Regions from separate parts of the Homo sapiens genome. Here region 2 is linked to region 1. A link is a contact called in ENCODE Hi-C data. All regions are on one chromosome and are shown on one strand. Each heading gives the region's core, a stretch centred on a gene start or an enhancer-like site at or near the end of the contact. The rest is flanking DNA. Distances are from core to core; before and after follow the strand shown. Region 1 overlaps SPICE1 (spindle and centriole associated protein 1). Region 2 holds the start of QTRT2 (queuine tRNA-ribosyltransferase accessory subunit 2).

Region 1 (7,843 bases), core at 3,054-5,553:
AACGCCTATCTTCTGGACTTCCTGATTTGAGCTAGGAATATCAATTAGTATGTATTAGAGTTTCATTAAATATGTTGGGTTTATAGTTGAAATCTCTTCAGTCTAGTACTGCCTGATATATATCTATCTATCTGCCTTTTTAAAAAATCTATAGATATCTTCAGCATTATTTATTACTTCCCTATACAAACATATTGTTCTAGTCAGTGTAATAATTTCTGTGTATTTCCATGTCTGAGCCCCCATTCCTTACTTGGAACAGTTTCTGTACCTTCTTCTCTACCCGTTCAAATCTTACCTTACTTCCTTATCCTAGTTCAAATCCTACTTTTTTTTTTTATGTTTCCACTTAGGTTTTTTTTTTTTTTTTTTTTTTAAGATTTATTGAGATATAGTTCACATACCATGAAATTTACCTGTTTAAAGTGTGCAGTTTGGTGATTTTTGGTATATTCAGAGTTGTGCAACCATTGTCACTATCTAATTTTGGAATGTTTTCATTACCCCAAAATGAAACCCTCTACCCATTAACAGTCACTCCTTGTGCCCAGTTCTTCCCAGTTTGTGGCAATGACCAATGTACTTTGTGCTTTTATGTATTTGCCTATTCTGGTCGTTTGATATATGCGGAATACAACACGTGGCCTTTTGTGTCTAGCTTCTTTGTCTTAGCATAATATTTTCAAGGTTCATCCCTGTTGTAGCATGTATGTCTCTGCCCACTGCAGCCTCCACCTCCTGTGATCAAGCCATCTCCACCTCAGCATCTTGAGTACTTGGGACTACAGGTGCATGCCACCACGCCTGGCTAAGTTTTGTATTTTTTGTAGACACAGGGTTTTGCCGTCTTGCCCAGGCTGGTCTCGAACTCCTGGGCTCAAGGAATCTGCCCACCTCAGCCTCCCAAAGTGCTGGTATTATAGGCATGAGCCACCACGCCCAGCTCATAGTAGTTCTTTATTCCTTATAATTGCCAAATAATATTCCATTGTATGGATCTACCATTTTATTTATCTGTTGTTCAGTTGGTGGACATTGCATTGTTTCTGCTTTTGCATTGTTAGGTATAATGCTGCTGTGAACATTCATGTACAAGTTTTTGTGTGAACATGTATTATCAGTTCTTTTATATGTATACATCTAGGAGTAAAATTGCTGAGTCATATAATTTCTCCATATTTAACTTTCTAAATAATTGTCAAACTGTTCTATGAAGTGGCTGCACCATTTACATCCCCGCCAGCATGTATGAGGCTTCCAGTTTCCTCACATTGTTACTGTCACCTTTTTCATTTTAGTTCTCTTAGTAGGTGTAAAGTGCTGTCTCATTGTGGTTTCAATTTGCATTTCCCTAATTGATAAAGGATGTTAAGCATCCTTTTGTGTACTTTTCGGCCATTTCTACTATATTCTTTGGAGAAATGTCTATTCAAATACCTTAGTCATTTAAAAATTGGATTATTTGTGCTTTTATTGTTGAGTTATAAAAATTATGTATGTATTCTGGATTTGAGTTCCTAATCAGATATAATTTGCAAGTATTTTCTCCCATTTTCTTAGTTGTTTTTTCAGTTTCTTGATGGTGTCCTTTAAGCAGGGAAGTTTTTAATTTTGATGAAGTCAAATTTACCTGTTTTTTATTTTGTCACTTGAGTTTTTAGTATCATACCTAAGAAACTGTTACCTAACCCAAGGTTCACAAAGACATACTCCTATGTTTTCTTCTAAGAGTTTTATAGTTGTAGTTCTTATATGTAGAACTATGATTCATTTTAAGTTAATTTTTCTGTATGGTGTGTGGTGGGAGGGGGGCCCAACTTTATTTTTTGCTAAAGGATAATCATTGTCCAAACAGCATTTATTGGAAAGACTATTCTTTCCCCATTGAATGATCTTGGAACTCTTGTTGAAAAATCACTTGTCCATAAATATAAATGTTTATTCAGCACTCTCAATTCTATTTCACTGATTTATATGTCAATCCTTATGCCAGTACCACATTGTCTTGATTACTGTCGTTTTATAGTAAGTTTGAAGTCCTGTTTTTGAAACTGACCAACAGTTATCTCCTCTGAACTATTACTACCTAACTTAGGCATTGAGTATATGACATCTAATGTATATCATTTGTCTTTATAAGGATGTGCCCAATCTCAATGGGCAGATTGTTAATGCTTTTGAGAGATACAGACCATATCTTATACATCTTTGTGTACCCAGGAGTCTTAATCCTAGTAGGTGCTCATTAACTATTTACTGAGAATAATAATTATGCCCAACTGAGTTAATATTTTTTAAATGAAAAATTTCAAACTCAAGGGAAAATGGAGATAAAAATAGAAATAACTACTATGTACTGTTCACCCAGATAGGATAGTTATTAAAAATTTGCCACAGTTGCTTCATTTATCTTACCCTTTTCTTTTTTCTCTGAAATATTTTAAAGCAAATTCCAGAGAACACATCATTTTGTGCTTACATATTCAGTTTGCATTTTTTAAAAATGTAAGCCTTTTTTTTTTCAACATAACCACAGTGCCATTATTACATCCAACAAAAGTAAATATAATTATTTGTAACACCTAATACCTAGCCCATATTCAAATCTCCTCAGTTGTCTAAAAAATGTCATCTTCATTTGTTTTTTGTGAGTCAGAATCCTTGTGTAATACTTGTTATTGTCTCTTTAATGGATTGATTTTTTATTTACATGGTGAAAACTCAGTAGTACATTTTATCATATATGTTCATGTTCATAGTTCTGAATACTAGAGTACTTGTAAAATCAAATATCTAATTTTATTTCTTAGCCACCTTAGTGAACCTTAGTGAACCCACCTTAGTGAACCCTCTAACACTTGAGATCTGTGGCGCGTATCTCTTCTTGTACTTCAGGAACTCTATTTCCCTGACTTCTGTATTTTCAGTGACCCACTCCCACATGAGGCCATTGAAGGGCTATAAACACTACATTATTATTTCTTGGTAGTAGTGTGATGATCATGAAATGAGTGTGTCTTTGCCAAAGATGACTCGGTGGATTTTGTACCTTTTACATTGTGCTCAGTTAGTGTGTGTATATGTGTGTATGTGTATGTTAAAAAAAAATGCTGGTTTTGACCCATGAATTGATTTTATCATCCATTAAGTGAGTCCCAACCTGTGGTTTGAAAAACACTAGTTTGCTGGATAGTCTTGCAGAAAAGTAGTAGAAATTATTATTTCTTTCTGTACATCTTTTAGGTAGGTTTACCAGTTCTATATACTGCTTTCTTTAAGATCATTTTTGAAAATTTAGGGGACTGAAAATTTTGGCTATGAATATATATAAACATGCACATATTGGACCAGAAAAAGTTTAAAAAGTGATGAACTAGAGTAGGTGATCTCATCATCTGAATAGGCAACTTCTTTGTGTCTGAAACATTCCTTTATGTACTTTTCTCTTCTGTATAGGTACGCCGTCATGAAATACACAAATCGAAGAATAGAGCATTAGTACACTGGGAACTCCAAGAAAAAGCTTTGAAGAGAAAATGGAGGAAGCAGAAACCAGAAACTTTAAATCTTGAGAAAAGAAGATTGTCTATCATGAAGGAGGTAATGCTAAACTGCATTAGAGTTAGAAAGAAAAAAAGGAGATAAATAGGGTTCTTTGTTTTTCTTCAATTTGATTCACGTTGGAGAGACTCTAGTAATCACTGCATTCTTATTCAATAATCTACATGTGGACTTCAAAAAAAGCAACAGAGTGGTGACTGGAGTCTGGTTTGGTGGTTTGAATTCCTGTTCTACTACTTACCAGCTGTGTGACCCTAAGTAAATTATTTAACTTTTCAGCCTGAATTTTCTCATATTTAAAATTATTATTTGCTTGTATTGCTATGAGATTTCAGTGATATAATACTTACAAAGTGAATAGCACAATCTTTGCTTATTCCTCTTTTTGTATATAAGCTGCTATAATAATTTTTCTCAGTAAAGTGATTAGCACAATCTTTTCTTATTCCTCTTTTTATATATAAGCTGCTATAATTATTTTTCTCAGTTTAACAGCAGTGCTGTTAGGTTACTTTGAAAAAAAAATGATGTTGTATGCTTGTCCAACTGAGTAATAAGCAACTTGTCTTTGGCTTAACCTTTTGCCAGACGTGGGGTGTTCAGATAAGTAATCAGATATGTAGGGATAAACAATATGGGAAATAAGAGGAAACTACAGCAAATAACCTTTTTAAATTTGAGCTGAAGTCATTGTGAAGGAATGTGCTTTGTCTGTAGTGTTGCTCCTTGTTCATATTGAAGCTTATGTACAGCACTTAGCTGTCTGACCTTTCACGGCAGCTTTGAATCATACATTTTCTTTTGAGGAATTTGTTAGGCTTCTTATTGAAATAAAGTCTCAGTCTTAGACATCATCAGGAAGAATAATATCTCCCAAATAAATGTTTACATGAGCTTGAGAAAAGAACAGTGGCTTGATTGAGAGAATGCTTCTTTACAGGTAAGTATCTTTTGGTGATCTTGGACAAGTCGCATACATTTAAATGTTATGGGGTAATTCTCAGTGAAAGGCCTAAAAACACAGATCTCACCACGAAAAAAGGCAGCCTGCTTGGATTGCATCAGACTCTGGGCTTATTTTCCTTTCTCTAGTGGTTCCTGCTCATGTCCTGAATTTCTCATACAAGTTATAGATGTGGTAGAAGTAGGTGTTTAAAGAAGGGTGGTGAGAGACGATGAGTGATGTTTCTTTGCCTTCTTTTTGTAGATCTGCTGCCTCAGGCACTAGTATAGTGGTTCTCAACTCTCACTGCACATTAGAATCAGTCAGGGTCAAGAAGCTCCATTAAAAAAATATATAACAGCTGGGTGTGGCAGCTCATGCCTGTAATCCCAGCATTTTGGGAGGCCAAGGCGGGCAGATCACCTGAGGTCAGGAGTTCAAGACCAGCCTGGCCAACATGGTGAAACCCCATCTCTACAAAAATACAGAAATTAGCTGAGCATGATGGCGGGTGCCTGTAATCCCAGCTACTTGGGAGGCTGAGGTGGGAGAATTGCTTGAACCTGGGAGGCGGAGGTTGCAGTGAGCCGAGATTGGTCCATTGCACTCCAGCCTGTCTCAAAAACAACAACAGCAAAACCAAAAAAAAAAAAAAGCCCTAAAGATTAGCTGGGTACAGTGGCAGGTGCCTGTAGTCCCAGCTACTCAGGAGGCTGAGGCAGGAGAATCGCTTGAATCCGGGTTGCAGTGAGCTGAGATTGTGCCACTGCACTCCAGCCTGGGCAACAGAGTGAGACTCTGTCTCAAAAAAAAAAAAAAAAAAAAAAGCTCTCTTTCTCTCTCTCTCTCTCTATGTATGTATGCATATATATATAACTATATCTGGACTCTATACCCAGAGATTCAGATTTAGTTGACCTAGGATGTGGCCCCATGTAGGTGTTTTTTAGACAGTTCCTATGTAATTTGAATGTGCTGCAGGGGTTGAGCACCTCAGCTCTCATCAGGATTCAGGTATTTTCTCTCTACCAGCATATCTTGGGATAATTTCCTGTCAGTGCTTAGACATCTACCTTTTCTTTTTGATGGCCATTAGCATATAGATGTACCACAATTTATTTATCCTGTGCTTTATTGGTGAACACTTAGGTTGTGTGTTAGAGTATAGTTTAAGCTTCTGGAAATAAAAAAATACCCTCCTATATGTTTTGCTTTAAACAAACAAATTTGTTTCTGTTTATTAAACAGTTGAGAGGAAAGTGGTAGCTGGTAGGGAACTCTGCAGTCCTTTATTACACAGCTTCTGTCTCTGAATACAAAATGGCCATAGCAGCTTCATTCAGCTATATGCCAGCCAGCAGGAAACAGGAAGAACAGTGCATGCTACTCCTATTACATGTCACCCAGAAGTTCTGGCATATATCCTGTTGGCCAGAAAGTCATCACATGGCCATTCCCACTTACAAAGATGGTTGGGAAATCTAGCTATGTAATTGGCTAAAATGCAGGAGTTCTGCTGTTAAAGGAGAAACCAAAAGAACATTGCTGGATACTTAAGTAGTACTGTCAGTTACCCACAGATTGTCTTCTACCTTGCTACTATCAATAATGTAATAAATATCCTTGAAAATGTTTTTGGGTACACATGTAAGTATATTTTCAGGATAAATTCTTAAAAGTAGAATTGCTTAGTCAATGGATATGTGCATCTTTTATTTCAATGTTGGTAAATTTGCAACGTCTCTGTTTAAGGGATGCAGTGGACCAAAGGAAGAAGCCTCCTTAGACATATTCACATAAGCTTCATCATTATGTATTAAAGCTAACAGGACCCATCCACCTGAAGCTGGACTCCCAGATTAACATAAATTAAGAGAAAGCTCTTTGGCCAGCATAATCTTAGATTTCATTTGCTGTAAGATGTACCCATGCCATGGGAATCAAGCAAATTAGGGTTCCCTCTCACTCATGGAGAGGCTTTCAAAAAGATCTTATAAATCCCCAAAATGTAATAACTCCTAAAGCCTCTTTGTAATTTCCCAATTCTACCTCATGTCTTTTACTGTGGTACAAAAGGGCTAAGATGACGAGTTTCTGATAATGTCTTTTTTTTTGTAGAGACTGGGATCCTTTGAAAATCCAACATGTGTACCACCACTTACAGGTTTAAGTTTGTGCTCTGCAAACTCATTTGAGGAGTAATAGATAGAGTTAGGCTTGTAGAGATCAGTTTACCTGTCAAATGGATGGGCTTTATGAGAGGAGTTATAAATCTAGAAAGAAGAAGTAAAAGCCAATACACTGATCTTTGATCACTCAAACCATTTTTCCCAAGGGCAGGGACTAAACAGGGGTTTCCAGTCTTTTGGCTTCCCTGGGGCACATTGGAAGAAGAAGAATTGTCTTGGGCCACACATAAAATAAACTAACATTAATGATAGCTGATGAGCTAAAAAAAAAAAAAAAAAAAAAAAAGTTGTAAAAAAAAAATCTCATAATGTTTTAAGAAAGTTTACAAATTTGTGTTAGGCCACATTCAAAGCCATCCTGAGCCACAGGTTGGACAAGCTTGGACTAGCAGAAGGTGACAGATAATGGTTTTTACATGAGACCTCATTATAATCAATATCAGGTCTCAATATGGTTATAAGATTATAATCTTCATGTGTCAATTCCATCTCTTTATTTTGATAGGTCAATGCTTTTAAAAAATAGTAAACTCTTAAAATTATTATTAGGAAATAAGCTTTGTGTAATTTTTCTGGTATAGTGAAAGATTATACTCATTCATTCACATTCTTTCCTAAGCTCATAATTCCTTGTACTTGCAAGACGGCTAAGTAAGAATAGAAATTTGGTTTGTGGGATAATATAATTTAAGTTATAGCAAAATTCTGAAACATCTCTAGAGTGGTATATAGGTTTTCAGTGTTTCCATATCCATCTACCACCCCTGTGGGGCTGGGGAAGGGTTGTTGACTGGGACTGGACTCTCAGTCTTCTGGGTCTGATGTGCTCTTGACCTGATACCATTCCAAAGCTTACTCTTTGTAGAAGGAATAAATTCAGGGCTTTCTTCTCACTGAGTCAGCCAACCTGCTTGGCTATAGCCGGGGAAGAAGGGGAAAAATTAAGAATGTGACTCTTGCTATTTTTCTTTCTGTGTCTTAAAACAATAACTGAGGTCACATTGTGTATGTATTTGATTCTGTAGTATAGAGAAATTCTGGTAAGAGTATTTGTTATCAGATATTTTATCAATTTGAGTCAAGTGTTGGAAACTGAGCAGTTTCCAGGTACTTTTTAACTTGAGAATGCCATCTGGTGGTGGTGCCGAGA
Region 2 (7,843 bases), core at 2,165-4,664, 560 kb before region 1:
TCTTTCTCATCTCCCCTTCCCTCTCATCTCCCCTTCCCACTCTTTCCTCAACTGAAGAAACAACTTTCTTGATTCTTAACTGAAAGTCTGTAATTAGAGGTCCTTTGTAACTCTAAAGGACATTGGCCACCATGTTCTTAGAGGCAGAGATGGGCTCTCCTGTGATATAATGCTTTAATCCCAAATAACTTTAAAGATGAAATTCAAAATCCTCAGCTTAGAATACTGAACCCACTCAGCCAGCTGGAGAGAAATACCTACTTGGCTTTCTCTACAGTGAACGATTTTGGTGCTACATACTCACTTCTGTTGTTTGGGGCTTCATAAAAGTTCCACCCTAATCACAGTAACTCAACATATTAACGAAGAGAAAAATAAGGAAGCAAAAGCAGATGACTGGGTTTAAGAAAAAGTATTAAAATAAACTGCCATGGTCAGTGATTCTGTTTTGTGGGGATGAATGCAAATATTTTAAAATCTGAGGAAAACATCAGAGATGTACTATACTTCAGCTGGAAATCAATATTTTTTTTAAAAAAATGGAATTTTGTCCAGAGCTAGAAGAACCAAGTCTTCCTTTCTTCATTCATTGTTCAGGTTATGGTAAATGTTTTTTATAATTACACTTCTTTTCTAGAGGCTCAAATACAATAAATTGTTACTATGAAGTAATAAAATAGTACACACACATACACATATTCATGTACATATTTTTAAAAACATGCTTTGAGAGTGATTATTTCCTTTTTTGCCAAGGAAAGTTCAAGAAACAGATCAACAGTCTCCAAAATACTAACTAGTTTTTATTTGCCTTTATCATGATCCCTTCCCTTTTCACTTGTTGTGGGTCTGCTCTAATATTTCTGGTGTCACAGATGGCATTCCTGAGAAAGTCTTAAGGAAAAACCCTTAAGAGTGTAAAGACAAATGACAGGCTGTCAGTGGATCTGTACCTTTACAAGGACTAACAAAGATTCCCTGCACTTCTGGCAACACCGTACCTGTCCTAACACTTCCAGTGCGACCCACCACCTCCACTCTTCATTTATCAGGAGAGAATGGATTTTTAAATGTTTCCTAGCTGGATTCTCTACATACTGCCATGGAAATGTCCAAAATTTCCTAAGGCAAAAGATGGTCATATTTTTTGTGAAAGGAAAGCTGTATATATAAGTACACATCAGCATCTCTTACCCCTCTCTCCCACACATGTACACTTTCTATAATCATAGTATATGCATAGAAAAATGACTGAAGGACTTTTAAACAATGTGGTGCATTGAGCTGACTCAGAAATGACACACAGAAATGAAGAACGCTGGCCGGGCACGGTGGCTCACGCCTGTAATCCCAGCACTCTGGGAGTCCGAAGTGGGAGGAACACCTAAGGTCAGGAGTTCGAGACCAGCCAGGCCAACATGGTGAAACCGTCTCTACTAAAAACACAAAAATCAGCCAGGTGTAGCAGCACATGCCTGTAATACCAGCTACTCCGGAGGCTGAGACAGGAGAATCACTTGAACCCAGGAGGCAGAGGTTGCAGTGAGCCAAAATCATGCCACTGCAGTCCAGCCTGGGTAACAAAGCAAGATGCCGTCTCAAAAAAAAGAAATGAAGAACGCTACAATTCTAGAAAACAGTAAATGAAGATTTTTCCAAGGCATTCGGAAATCGTTACACCATTTGGTAGGGGGAAAGAGATAACGACGACGTTAAACTTTGTTGAGTATGTGTGTTAAAAATTCAGAAGTAACTGTTAAACGATTAATGACAGAATGCATAATTTCCAAACTCACTGGAGAGGGAAGTGGGAAGATAAAGAAAAATGAATTAACCTAATAAAAGGCAAGAAAGGAAAAGAGACCAAAAAAAAGAAATAGAAAACACAAAATAAGATGGTAGAATTCCAAATGTCAGTAATCACAATAAAAGTTAAATTAATTTCACATATAGAAAGACAATAATAGCAACTAACATTTATCGGGTATTTACTATGTATTAAGCACTGTTCTTTATATATTCACTCCATTAATCCTCAGATCAAATGCATAATATAGATACCATTATTATCTGCATTTTATGTATGATAAACTGAGGCTGATAAAATCCCCAGCTGGTAAGTGGCAGAGCAAGGACTTTAATTATTGAAGTCTAGTTTTCAGCGCTGTACTCTAATAGGCTGGGAGCTTATTAGAAGTTCCATCTGGTACACAAGCACATTATAATCTTAGTTTCCATTTTGCTATAGTGTTCTTCTTCTTTTCCCTTTCTCCCTCCCGCCTCTAATCCATCCTCCCAGTCTCTGCAATCTTTCTCCATTCTCATACAAATATTTAAACATACTTGCATATGGGAGGGAGTGTTTTGGTCAGGGTTTGCTTTTACAAAAATGGAAACATATTATACTATAATATATGCACTTCTCTGCAATTTGCTTTTCTCTCAAGAATAAACATTAGACGTCTTTCCTGAAGAAGAGACATAAAGCTAACTTACCCTTTTGAAAAAAACTACTTCGTGGTACTGCATAGTTTGTATGAGCACAATTTATTCAACCGCCTTTCAGACAGACCAGTTACAGAGCTGGTCCTAGGATCGCTGCAACAGTCCGAGGGCATAGCTTCCCTAACTTCATTTTCACCAATTTCAAATCAACTTTAGTTTACATTTCCTGGCAGAATGCTTCACATACATTTATTTTTAATCATTACAACACTCCAGTGATTCAGGTATTATCGTCCCCATTTTGCATGAGAAAACAGGGTCTCTGAGTTATTAAACAAGTTGCCTAGGGTCATATAGCCACAAAGTAGTTGAATTCAAAACTCCTGTTCTAAATCTTTACTCTGCTTTATAAGCCCATTTATCACCCCTAAATGGGCTGTCTCTGGAAACACCTCGGCTAAGCCAATAAGCCTGGATTTATCTTTGCTCCATGGGCCATCTCCATGGCCCCAGACCTCCCTAGGCACCTGGCTCAGAGATTGAAGACGGTCCCACCCTCCCATGGGCAGTTCGGAATAAAAACTTCCTGAAAACTCTACCTTTCAGCAGAGGCTAGTCGAAAGGGGCCCTTTTATCTCAGAGGTGTCGGCGACGCTCACACGATTTATGAGAATCTGAACTTACAGAAACCAATCCACCAGGACACCCTGAAAAGGGAAGCAGAGGAGACATGGCGGGAGTACAATCACCGTTACTGCAACACAACCAGGAAGCGTCTGGACGCGACGTGACTCATCCATCTCTAGCAGCTCCCACACCAGCAGGGCAAAGGGGCACTTACCTGCCAACAAACCATTCGACTCTTTCAGTCTTCAGACCCCTCAAACTCCTCACAGTTCACTACCACGTGTTGCAAAATTCTCTGCCCCAAAATCACTGCCTCCAGTGCAGAGCCAATCAGGGAGTACTGCGTCATCACTGGGCGCCAGAAAAAAAGCAAAGCCGACATTCAAGCGAGCCTTGATGACGGCAAGAGCGAGGGACCTCTGCCGTTGCTATGGTAACTGAGCCAACGCGAGCGGCCTGCGCAGAGCCTCGTGGGAGTGGTGGTTCGACGGTGTCCTATGCCTGCTTTCCTTGCGGGCGGAGGAACTACAATTCCCAGCGTGACCCGGAGGCAGCCCGGGCAGAAGGGCGGTTGCTGCAGCTTTGGCCGAGGTTCGGGCTCGAACTTGGAAAATGCTCCTGGCGCCTCAGGGAAGGTCCTTCTCAAAGAAAAGGATGGGGCTGAATCGCTGGAAACGGTTCACAAGGAAGCCGAGTCCCAAGGTGATCCCAATCGAGAGCTTTGGAGGGCGGGGACTTTCCCAAGGCGCGGCGCAGTCAGGAAGCCAGTCGCGGCCCGTCTGTGCTTCCTGCCTCTTCATCCTGAGCTGACACGCCCCTGCCTTGACCGCCCCAAAGCCAGCATTACCCTGAGTGAAATGCTCTAGGAGCTCTGGGGTCTGGGCACATTACGGCTTTGGTGGGCAGCATCGTGGAAGAACTGTTTGTAACGCTTTTCTAAAACCGGAGGTGTCTGCTAATGCCCATCGGGGTGAAAGGAGTTTGCAAACTCCGTTCCCCCTACCTTAAATTTTAGGAAACTTCTCGCACATTTCTTTCTTTTTCTCTCTCTTTTTTTTTTTTTGCAAATCTTGGGGTAATTGATCTTTATTAACGGGAGAGAGCTTCACATTAAATACCCTGCCTATATTCCTGCCCCTTCACTTTTACGTAAAGTATCTAAATAAACTCAGGAGTGCAAATGGATATTGAATACATTAATACTTGATTCACATAGTAATTTCTAAATTCAACCAACTTTCAAAAAATAGATTCTCTCCGTATCTATCACCCATTTGGATGCATTAGCACCTGAAGATAAGAAAAAAATAATAACCCCATTTTAAACTTGAAACATATGTGACATGTGCAAAGTCACAGTTGCACCGTGTGCTTTCCACAGACTACCTTTTTAACAGTCCCCAAAAAGATGCTTAAAATCTAAATGAGAGTACTAAAATGGAGAAGCTTCTCAGCTTTCAGCTACAGAGCAGTTTCACCAGCTGTTTTCACCCTTAAGTTATACTTTCCTAAATAATATTCTGTAGATGTATGTGGCCTTTTTGAGGGCCCCAGGCGATTGTTCTTGCGATTTATTCTAAATTTACCAGCTAAATGCATTGGACATATTCCACATGACAAATATGTTGCCCTAGATACTAGAGGGCACAGACTGAAGCATCAGGGAGACTTGGAAACTGAGGCTGCTGCTATTTCAATACATCAGTTGCATAATGTATTGGATCCAAGATAGGATATAGATATGGACTTGATGATGAAAGGTAAAAATTTAGAATAATTTCTTAGGACTCCAAAAGGAAGGATTTTTGCTGCTAGTGCTCATTATTACTGCCTAGAGAAAAAAAGGTAAAAACATAGGGCTTCTTCAAGTTCAGTTGTATTTTAATTAGATCAGCTCTTTCTTTGTTGCAGTGACAAAATTATTAAGCAGTACAGCTGCGTTAGTTATCAGTAAGATGCTTTGAAGGTAAAGTGTTAGGTAAGTGAAAGAGTATTATATTTTTCCCACCTCCATGTGTCAGTATGCTAGTTTAGATATCCCCTTATTTTATTATTATTATTATTATTATTATTTTAAAGAGTATATTTGAGTAAGAAGCAATTCATGAACTGGGAACGCCAAACCAAAAGAGATTTAGTGCTCCAATGACAAATCATCAGGATATCCCCTTATTTTAAAAACACACCTGAATTTTTAGTGAAGAAGATAACTCTATTTGTTAAGTGACTATTAGAGGGAATTCTGCAAGCTTCTGGGAGTTTCAGAGGTTGAAGAAAGGAAATGTCCTGATAGTTTTACTTCTAATTTCAGATTAATACCTGACTGATCTGGGTGGAAATTTATATTTTCTGCTTTGTAAAACAGTAAAAGTCAGATTGATTAACCCTCGCCCCATTCCCCAGTTTTTGTTGTTGTTGTTGTTTGTTTGTTTGTTTGTTTTTGAGACAGAGTCTCGCTCTGTCGCCCAGGCTGGAGCGCAGTGGTGCAATCTCGGCTCACTGCAAGCTCCGCCTCTCGGGTTCACGCCATTCTCCTGCCTCAGCCTCCTGAGTAGCTGGGACTACAGGCACCCGCCACCACGCCTGGTTAATTTTTTGTATTTTTTTTTTAGTAGAGACGGGGTTTCACCGTATTAGCCAGGATGGTCTTGATCTCTTGACCTTGTGATCTGCCCGCCTTGGCCTCCCAAAGTGCTGGGATTACAGGCATGAGCCACTGCTCCCGGCCAAAACACACCTGCATTTTTGGCAAAGAAGATAACTCTATTTGTTAAGTGACTATTAGAGGGAATTCTCCAAGCTTCTAGGAGTTACAGAGAGTGAAGAAAGGAAATGCCCTGATGGTTTTACTTCTAATTTCAGATTAATACCTGACTGATCTGGGTGGAAATTTATATTTTCTGCTTTGTAAAACAGTAGAAGTCAGATTTTTTAACCTTCAGTTTTTATTGGGCCAAACAAGATCCCTGATCTGGGTAAGATGAGAAAGCCTCTTGCTACAGGCTACTTATGAAAGGAGTAAGGAGAGGAACACACCCTTCTTTAAGCTAAAGATTACTTGGATAATCTGGCTAATTAATCAGTGCTTTTTTTTTTTAATGAGTAGCTTTATATTTAGCATTTCTATATCTTGACTCTTAACCCTAAGGAGGTTTAAAAAAATAGCAGTGCCAGGGTCCTATCCCAGACCAATTAAATCACAATATCAAGGTGGACCTAGACAAGAAATAAAAACAATCAGTGTCCCAGGAAGGCTTCATGTTTTCTCCTCATACTGCTATTCTGTGTCTTTTATTGCTAATCATGCTGAACTTTCTAATGAAATGCTTTGGGGAAATAATAAAGGACACTGTTCCATATGCTTTAGTCAGAAGGATAGATTTAAATGGCAAAGTTGATAAAGATATTGCTGCGTATTGATATCATATATATGTTATCTACAGCCTACTTTTGGTCCTGACAGTGTGGAACACTGGATAAAGGTAAGGATATTTCAAATTTAGAATAAAAAGAGTATTAAGAGTCAAGCATAATCAGATGGAAAAGAAATATGAATAGATCTCCACTTTGCACATACTCTGCTATTTTTATTCCCGTGTGACTATGTAAGTTGCCTTAATTTTATACTTTTTAGTATTTTTTTTCATAATTCTGTTGCCTCTCATGATACCATTTAAGTAGGAATGACAAGAAAACAGGTGTGTAGACTTCGTTTCAAATGCCATGAGTATCACATGAAGAGGATTAAAGGAGTTGTGAAAAGAAGCCTTGGGAGAGGATATGGTGGCCTTCCTCAGATGTTGGAAAGACTGCACTGTAGTTACAATGACCTAGGGACTAATGGGTGAAAACTACGTGTGCATCACAAATAAGAATTTTCTAATGACTAGTCCATCCAAAAGTGGACTGGGTGTTCTTATAGAGATGTGTTTTCTACCACTGAAGCTATTTTAATGGACTCTAACTGGTCACTTAATGTTAGGCTAATGAACAATATGTTTGAGGATTCAGTGAAGGGGAGATTGTGTTAGATAACCTCTGACATCTCTTCCAGGCCTGAGATATGTATTTTTGAGTCTGAGTACCATTTAATTTGAAAGTGCCATTAAATCATTTCAGGTGTGTGCTTCTGCGTGTCAGTTTAGCAACTTGCCATATTCAATTCATCGTGTACCACATGTTTCAAAATCATGCAGCATTTTCCCGGGAAAAGACCATTCTGACAGTATTTTGAAGAGTGATTACTCATCTAAATTGACATGCATCATGAGCACCAGATCCCAGATAGATATAATAGATCCTAGGCCAGATGTAATAATTTTTAAGCATTTATTTATTCAGCTGGTATTTGAGTGCCTACTAAGTACTAGCCCACTGTGTTGGGTGTTGGAGCTAAAACAGAGCAGGTACAGTCCCTGCCCTCCCAGGGTTTACAGTCCAGTGGAGAATAAACAACTTACTAAAGCTCATGAGAGAATTAAAGATGTAATGGAAGTATGTGGTGAGAGGCACTAATTTAAATGGAGTCAGGGGAAGCTTCCTGGCTACTGCAGAAAGCCTAACTTAGATGACGACTAAAGTGGATCTACCATCATGAATGCTAGTCTCTAGGAAGGCCACTCCTCTATCTAGTAAGACTAGCTTGCATGTGAGTGTTGAGAGTCCCAGTGCCAAGTCCCTGCAGGGCTTAGTCACACAGTTAGTTACCATCTCTTCAGAGGCAAAGATTTAACTAAAACAGGAAGATAAAATTTTGCTCTGATTTGTCTGT

What was found. Hi-C counts contacts between places; a loop is a spot of excess contacts on that map. Pooled maps may share reads with other maps.
Region 2: a loop to region 1 is called in a pooled map, with 2.0 times the contacts of the local background. The contact joins the promoter of QTRT2 here to the enhancer-like site in region 1. A Hi-C loop is called at or near these places in 4 of 50 pooled maps.

The regions. Positions count from the first base shown.
Region 1 is chr3:113,495,196-113,503,038 of GRCh38, reverse strand. SPICE1 (spindle and centriole associated protein 1) reads left to right here. Exons shown (of 18, transcript NM_144718.4): 4 at 3,457-3,600. SPICE1-CFAP44 (SPICE1-CFAP44 readthrough (NMD candidate)) reads left to right here. Exons shown (of 52, transcript NR_183050.1): 4 at 3,457-3,600. Among named protein-coding and RNA genes, the nearest start is that of SPICE1, 16 kb to the left of the region's middle. Within about 2 kb of position 4,303, at least 3 of the 41 ENCODE cell types and tissues checked have a DNase peak (open chromatin) inside an H3K27ac peak, as active enhancers do.
Region 2 is chr3:114,052,308-114,060,150 of GRCh38, reverse strand. It overlaps QTRT2 (queuine tRNA-ribosyltransferase accessory subunit 2), which reads right to left and starts at 3,414. Exons shown (of 10, transcript NM_024638.4): 1 at 3,287-3,414; 2 at 3,045-3,152. CCDC191 (coiled-coil domain containing 191) reads left to right here and starts at 3,625. Exons shown (of 17, transcript NM_020817.2): 1 at 3,625-3,774; 2 at 6,516-6,554. The coding sequence starts at 3,685. RefSeq lists enhancers at 866-1,365, 3,474-3,883.